3 separate regions of the Mus musculus genome follow, and regions 1 and 2 are each linked to region 3. The links are chromatin loops, found by intact Hi-C in ENCODE. Cell type or tissue: heart. All regions are shown on one strand.

The links. Peaks named below come from ENCODE experiments on the same cell type or tissue, not always from the same donor. Only the 100,000 strongest peaks of a DNase experiment are listed, where the experiment ranks them.
Region 1: it touches region 3 in a loop (2.9-fold over the local background); 4 of 42 quality-filtered maps call a loop at or near these places.
Region 2: it touches region 3 in a loop (2.0-fold over the local background); 4 of 42 quality-filtered maps call a loop at or near these places.

The regions. Positions count from the first base shown.
Region 1 is chrX:48,409,182-48,411,681 of GRCm38, forward strand. It overlaps Elf4 (E74-like factor 4 (ets domain transcription factor)), which reads right to left. Exons shown (of 9, transcript NM_001381876.1): 9 at 1,869-2,500. Among named protein-coding and RNA genes, the nearest start is that of Elf4, 44 kb to the right of the region's middle. In heart, a CTCF peak has its summit at 1,146 (motif pointing left); a DNase peak (open chromatin) is centred at 1,080; H3K4me3 peaks cover 927 bases; H3K27ac peaks cover 542 bases.
Region 2 is chrX:48,416,490-48,418,989 of GRCm38, forward strand. It overlaps Elf4 (E74-like factor 4 (ets domain transcription factor)), which reads right to left. Exons shown (of 9, transcript NM_001381876.1): 6 at 1,666-1,749; 7 at 1,382-1,574; 8 at 158-535. Among named protein-coding and RNA genes, the nearest start is that of Elf4, 37 kb to the right of the region's middle. In heart, no CTCF peak of the experiment used is centred here; no DNase peak of the experiment used is centred here.
Region 3 is chrX:48,343,830-48,346,329 of GRCm38, forward strand. The region is part of intron 2 of Bcorl1 (BCL6 co-repressor-like 1); the gene reads left to right. Among named protein-coding and RNA genes, the nearest start is that of Bcorl1, 3.7 kb to the left of the region's middle. In heart, no CTCF peak of the experiment used is centred here; DNase peaks (open chromatin) are centred at 1,072 and 1,732; H3K4me3 peaks cover 2,500 bases; H3K27ac peaks cover 2,231 bases; H3K27me3 peaks cover 1,222 bases.

The DNA.
Region 1 (2,500 bases), 65 kb after region 3:
CTGAATAACAGAGGCAGGGGCTTGAGGTCAGCCCAGGCTACATAGGTGAGACCTTGTCTCAAAAGAACAAAAAGGAAATGCGGTTCAGAAGTCAGACAAGTCAGGAGGTTACAGAAGCCCTGTTGAGATTAACAGTATTCAGATAGGCCCCAAATGCCGTGGGAGCTCAAAGGGCTGGGCAAGGGCACCTGGATGCTTGGAGCAGATGGCACGGGAGAGGTAGTGAGCGGTGCATACTTAAATATAAATAGATGCCAGGGAATGGTGTTTGGAATGAGGGCACAATGTGAGTAGAGGCTTGGAGGAGAGAGAAGAGTCAACAGCACTTTCACATTTCATGCTTATGCGTTCTTTGACCCATACAGTAGCTGGAGACTATTGTCAGGTTATAAAGATCAAGGCTGACACGGAAGCTTTTCTTTTGCTGTGTTGGGTAGGGAAGAGCTGCCAAATGTTCAGGCAGACCTGGTAGATTAAGAAGGGGAGCAGGCCTAGCCCTGTGTCCCCCCTTACAGTGGCAGTTTCCACTATCAGGAGGGCTGGCCGCTGGGTGAGTGCTCCTCCCAGGCTCGGGGTGTGTGTGTGTGTGTGTGTGTGTGTGTGTGTGTGTCTCCTCCAGGTGCAGGCAAATGGTTGTAACAGATGCCTCGATTATTCTCCCATTTCAAGGGAGAAAGCGGTGGCGCGTGAAAGTGTTGCTAAAGGCAGGCTAAGGAGAGGGAGCATCGGGTCCAGGACCTGTCTAGAGGTTGGCGATGGCCTGGAGCGTGCTTTAGCGGCTTTAGGGAGCCCGCAGCGAGCCAGAGAGCCCAGTCGCCACTAGCTCACCTACAGGTACTAGAGACGGGGGCGGGGGGCGGGGCCAGGGAACGGTTGGCCAATGGGAAGGCGACATTCTGCGGACTGCTGAACTCTTGGAGAGGGAAGGGGACCGAGGAGAAAGTTTGAAGCTTCAAAGCCAGGGAGATTGTCGGCGGAAACCAAAGCCGCCCAGAAGTTGAGAATCAGGGAACACTTCCAAGGGACAGGAAGACGCCCGCTTAGTCTGCTCTTCTGGGAGCGGCGAGCCACGCCCTGGCCGCCCCTCCCTCCCGGGCTCCGCCTGGCTGGCCCACCATCTCCGGCTCCACAGCGCCACCTGCTGGATATTGGCTTCCATGCCCGGCGCACAGGGCAGAAGCGCTTGGAGGCTGCTGGCTGCAACTGGGAGCCCAAAGAGCTTGCTCACCCTGGGTCCAGAGTCTTCAAAGCTCTAGGTAACTGCCTTTCTGAGTGCAGTCAGCAAGCTCATGACCGGCAGACAAATTTGACTGTTCCCGTCCAAGGATGGGAGTGACATTTCTACCTCAGTCCCACCGAGGGATAAGGATATAGTGCTGAGTGCAGTCACTTGGAAGGGAGGCAGTGGCAGTTGTTTGGGAGTCGCCTATCAACACAGCATAGTTGAAGTTGAAAGCAGCTCTAAGCGCCAGGCGAACCCAATGATAGATAAACACGTGGGTAAAGGGAGTAGCTGCCTGAAATGTTATGATGGGTGGGCTGTGGTCCAGGCTGGGGATGTAGCTCAGTTGATAGAGTATCTATCCAGCATACAGGAAGCCCTGGATTCAGTCTTCAGCCCGAAATAAGGCGCGGGGATGGGAGGGGTGTGGCAACGAATGTCTGTAATCTCAGAATGGGGGAGATCATGCTTGGTCACATAGCCTGGGCTACATGAGACCGTCCCATCACGACCTTTAAAAATGACACCAAAATTACAAAACCACCATGATTATTAGCTCCTGAGCATGGAATGACCTACTTGTCCTCTTCCTGCCCGCCCCCCAGGTAAGGCAGAAGGTCCCACAATTGGAATCTGAACACCTTCAGCCTTTCAATAAACATTTATTGAGCACCTACTGTGTATCAGGCACTGTGGCTAGGTGCTGGGGATACATCACTGACTAGCACACAGCTCCTGCTCTGGAGGAGCTCACAGTCTGTTGAAGGGAAACCGTACATGAACACAATCAAAGAACTACATACAATGTGCTACAATAAGAGGTATATACAAAGTGCTGTGGGAGCCAGGAGGAGGGAGTCACATATCAGCCGCTGGGACGTGAGGACCATCACTTGACTCCTGACTCCATTAGGCAGGCCATCACAAAAGCAGGGGGATTGCTGCCACCTGACTCTGGTTCAAGGAAATCTGTCTCCTGAGGTTCTCCTGTAAGCCTCTTGCAGAACGCTTGTCAGCAAGGGTTAGTTAACCGGTTAGCTAGTTTAACACTCTGGGTAAGGAAGAAACTGAACAAGAAGTTGTCTTTAGGATCAGAGGGATGTTGAAAGTAATACAAATTTTTGATGTTAAGATAGAGGGTGAGGTGGTCCTGTGGGGGGGGGGGGCAGCACTGGGCAGTGAAGCACCTGGAGTAACTGCCTAAGCGAGAGGGGAGGACGGCGGTCAGCTACCTCAAAAGTTTGCTTCCCAGCTCTCATCAGATCAAACAGTAACTGG
Region 2 (2,500 bases), 73 kb after region 3:
CCTCTTGACCAACAAGTGCCCTGCTTGCTTCTTAGGGGTTCTGTGAAGACCCCACAAAACTGGAAATGCAGCAGAGCTTCACAGGAACCTGACCACTGACCCCCTATAGTCAACAGGAAGGACTAAAGGAAGACTGCGATTGCTAGGATGCTCCTACCTCACAGTTTTGGTGAGCCTGGCCTGGCTCTGTAGTGGGCTGGCAAGCATGGTGGAGGTGGTGGGAACCTCCTCATCCACAGACAATCCTAACTCCAGGCTTGCAGATGGCTGGAGACCAGTGTGTTGGACTTTTGGCTTCTCCCAGGGAGGGTTATCCTTGTCCTCGGGGGAGGCTCTGGTTCCGACCCTGGAGCTGGCTCTCCGGATGGTACTGGTCGAGGGTGTGGAGGAAGTCGAGGCCTGGGAAGAGTCTTCTGGTGTCTCAGGGCTCTCTTCTTCATCATCAATCACCACCAAGTCCTTAGGCATCTCCTTGAACTGGTATACCAGCCTCTGCCCTTCCACTTTGGCCAGGATTCCTCTTTGATAATAATATCTGGAGGGACAAGAAGGGGATTGGTGGGTTTATCAGAGGTTGAGTAAGGAGGCTCTGTCGTTCCATTTGTTCAATATGCTACTTTCTAAGGCTGGGCAAGCACGGGACTCAGGTGGACTGAACAGGGACAGTCCAGGAGACGGTGGGGCTGGGAAAAAATAGCCAACTCTCAGACACAAAGGGCCATTTATGACATTTTAAAAGTTACTACAGTCTATCAGATGTACAAAAAAGGGGTATTCAATGTCAATCCCATATTGCTTTGGGACTAAGGACAGTGAGTAGTAGGTGAAGAGTGAAAAGGGGTGTAAGCAGGCTGGAGAGATGGCTCAGCGGTTAAGAGCACTGACTGCTCTTCTGGAGGTCCAGAGTTCAATTCCTAGCAACCACATGGTGGCTCACAGCCTTCTGTAATGGGATCTGATGCCCTCTTCTGGTGTGTCTGGAAACAGCTACAGTGTGCTCATAAATAGAAAGAAAGAAAGAAAGAAAGAAAGAAAGAAAGAAAGAAAGAAAGAAAGAAAGAAAGAAAGAAAAGAAAAGAAAAGGGCGTGCAGGGACAGAGGGTAGAGGCCCAAGGATGCATCTCGGGGACAACTCAACGCCATCTCTGGCTTCCAAAAATGTGACAAAAGCCCTCTGTAGAAATGTTTTGGGTGTCTGTGGAGCTAAACTACCCTTCAACAAAGAGATGCTAAAGAGGGCTTGTGAAAGAAAAGGGAAATGTTAGAGCCATTTCCTAGAGGGGACCAATCAGGTCTTCCTTCAAGTGGGAGAGCCTCCTTGGGCACAGGAAGATCTTAGTGATCCCTTGGGGAAGAAATTCTGTGTCCCAGCAACTCCTACCTCAGGGCTCGCCCCATGGTCTCGTAGTTCATGTCAGGTTTGTTTTTCTGCTTGCCCCACAGCTTGGACACAGCCTTGGAGTCCACCAACTTGAAGATGCCCTTCTCTCTCTGCGTCCACTTAATGTACTTGGGGCAGGTGTTTCTGTCTTGCAGAAGAGCCAGGAGGAACTCCCACAGATAAATGGTGCTGCCTGCAGAGGGAGAGGTAGTGAAGGGCTGCTTAGGCTTCTGAAATTAAATTAAGGGGGCACCCTGCCCACCTCACCTGAAAGCCAGCTATACCTTTGCCATCTTTGGATTTCTTCCGTATAGGCATGCTAGGGTCAGTGACAGGTGAGGTACTTCGGTTGTTCTTGGTCTTTCGGTCTGTGAAGAAAAGGCAGGTAAGCAGAAAGCTGAAGTCAAAGTTAGCTAGGCAAGCCAGATCAGTAAGCTGGGAGTCTAATCCTTCCCCACGGCAACAGCCAAGAAGTATCTATACCACATCAAGGCTACCACATGAGGAGATGAGAGATTTGCAAATGAGAGACCTTTAGATTCCAAAGTTCAGGTGAACAGCTAGGCCAGACATTCTTGATCTAACTTTTGAAATGGGAGATAGCCTAAAGGTGTTGCTGTGGAGTCGATCAGTGTGGTACAGAGATATGAGGAGGCATGCTGGTAAGGCAGCATCAAGCAGCCATCTCCTAAGTAAATCAATAACACAGGAGCTTGGGAAAGTCCAAAGTCCTTGCATAGATGGCCTTGTTCATAAACGCAATAGAAGCTAGATAAGCATACAGCATGACTCATTTTTATAAGGGAGGGCCCCCAAAGTCCAGGAACTAGCCAGGAGTCTATGCCTGCTGTCCCAACACCTACCCTAGAATCCAATCAACTGGGAATACTGGCATAGCTAGAGGAGTTTATGAATGCTCTGGATAGATAGAAGCAGTGTGAGAGGAAGGCTGGCTTTGGGAAGAACACCTAAGGAAGCCAAGACGTTCAGAAGAGGAACCTTTTGTCCATCCCTGCTGGACCAAAGAGATAGCACCTTAATGTATCTGCAAGCCTCGAACCACTCAGGCTTGGGGCCTCCCAGTCCCCCCAAGGCTCCCCACACAGAAGATGCACATAT
Region 3 (2,500 bases):
CCTCCCTTCTTCCTCTCAGTTCCTAGAGTCCGACCGCCGCCGCCGTGAGAGGAGAAGGAGGTCGGTAGCGATAAGGGGCGGAGGGGGGCATCGGATGCCGGCAGTGTTAGGCGGGTGGTGGTTCAAAGAGGGTGAGAGGGAGCTCGGGTGGCGGCCTGAGCCTCCCTGCGGAGCCGACCCGGGAACAGGTGCGTCTTTTTTCTCTCTCCCCCAACCCCTCCACCCCTTTTGACTCCCTGGCTTTTTCGTATTCCCCCACCCGCTTCTTTCTATCCTAAGCCTTTCCCCAACCCTGTCCGTTCCTCTTCCCTTAGCTTCTCAGCTTGCCCCCCGGGGGCGCCGTCCTCTTCGTGTCCCCGGACGTAGAGCTCTCGGGAGCTCTCTCTGTCCTCGCCCCTCCCTTCGGGACAGCTCCCCTCCACTTCCACCTTCGTACCCCATCCCTGCCCTGCCCTATCCCCTTCTCGACCTCCTTCTCTTTTAGCCAGGTGAGACTTGTTCACCAGGATCCAAGAGAGTCTTCCCCTCGGCTGGGCGGGGGTCTCCATGGAAACGGGGGTCTGTAGATCCTGGGGCGGGGGGGGTAACCATAGGAATTACCCCACTGAACAGAAAAGGAGGTGGAGGCTATGGTCTTGGAAGTACCTGGCCCCAAACCCTGATCCATCCAAGGATCCGACGATCCGAAGGGAACCTGGCCAACAGGGCAGGGCGAAAAAGGGCTTGTTATTTTTTGGGGGGGGTGGTGGTGTCCGTGATGAAGTCTTGAAGAGACCGGGAGAAAATGCCCTCCAACCTTAGAGGTGGAGGTGCGACGGGAGCTCTCTCGGGGTTGCTTTCTCCTCTTTTCAGGGGTGCAGGAACCGTAGGGTAAGGGGTACCCCTAGGTGGCGGCGGGGCCTGGGTTCGGGAGTGGGAGTGCTGTGATGGGGGCAGGGGCAATTATCCGAGTCCCTGGAAAAAAGGCGGGGGATGACTTCGGAGCGCCCAAGCTCCGCTGCCCTCGCTCTAGGGGCGGGGGCTACCGGGCCAGGCGAGGCGGGGAGGGTGCTCAAATTGAAGAAGGATGAGATGGGGGCAATTCATACTGGCCCCGGCAAGCCTGGTGGGAGACCCAGCTGGCTTGCAAGCCCTCAACCCGCTTCGCGCCAGGCCTGGAGGCTAGGGGTCTGGGAGGAAAGCAGAGGGCTGGAAAGGAGGGAGGCTCCGGTTACGGGGCCGGATTTCGGGATCAGGGGCAATCCCCTGGCCCTTGGAGAGGGAGGGAGAGGGATGGCCGCGAACCCCAGGGTTCCCCCACCCTGCTTCATAAGGGGCGTGAGGAATGGACAGCAGGCCCAGCGGAGCTGGATTCAAGCGGATCGTGGCCAGGGAGTGGGGGGGCTTAGTGGTGGTCTTCGGGGGGGAGTAGTCCGGCGGCGGGGCGGGCGGGCGGGGCGTGGGGCTCCGGCGGGCGGCGGGGCGGGGCCCGGGCGGCGCTGCTGCCGCTGCCGCCGCCGCCGCCGCTCCTGCTAGGGCCGCCGCCGCCGTTGCTGCCGCCGCCGCCGCCGCTTCTGGGCGGGGAACCGAGGCCAAAGAGAGTCCCGTGCCGGGGCAGAGGGCGCAGGCGGCGCGCGGTGGGGAGGGGGGCTTTCTGCGGGCGGGGGCAGGCTGGGGGTGGAGTCCCCGACGGGGGGCGGTACGAGCTAGGACGACGACGAAGAGGAGCCCCGGGGGCCCGGTGCGTGGAGGACGAGGTGCTGGGAGAAGGAAGGGGGGGGGGTGGGTCCCGCGACGGGCCTCGTGGGCTTGGCTCCCGGAGGTTCGGCTTCGGGACGGAGCCTTGTGGGGGCGCCCAGAAGCCAGGAAAGGGATAGAGGGGTGAACTGGACGGTGGAGGGGGCCCTCCTCGCCGGGGTCCCGTGGAGAGGAAGGCTGGGCCAGAGGGACGTCCGGGCAAGGCTGGGAGGAGCCGGCGGCACCAAGGCTGGGGTTTTCGTGTTATGGAGGTGCAGGAGATTGTTGTATCGAAAGATGTGGTTGAGGGGAAAGGCGGGAGGGAAGCACGCTGCAAACCCAGGAGGCCCAACACCACAGGCCGTTGGGGGTGCCCTTCTGTTCCGCTCAAGCTTCCCCTCCTCTCCCCATTAGAAGCACTGTGTTTTTGTTGTATTGTTTTGAAAATTTCAAGGTTGCCTGATCAAACTGTCGACGTGGTGATACTTTCTTATTCTTGCTGGTTTCTAGAGTAGACAGTCAGGACAGGCTTCAGTTGGCGAGCATTCTTCCAGCCCAGCGTTTTGGGGGCTCTTTGCATGCCCGTGGGAAGGGGGCTTGTGAAGCAAGGCACAGATGAATACTCTCAAGGCGATTTGGAGGTCGTTCCTATGACACTGGGTAGAGGGCAGCTGCAGATAGCTTTGGTCAGACTTCTGGGGTACACTCGAAGGCTTCAAGTGTTAGTCCCATGCGTCTTTCAACTTAGAAGACTATTTCTCGGAATCACACTGCAGAAACGTTT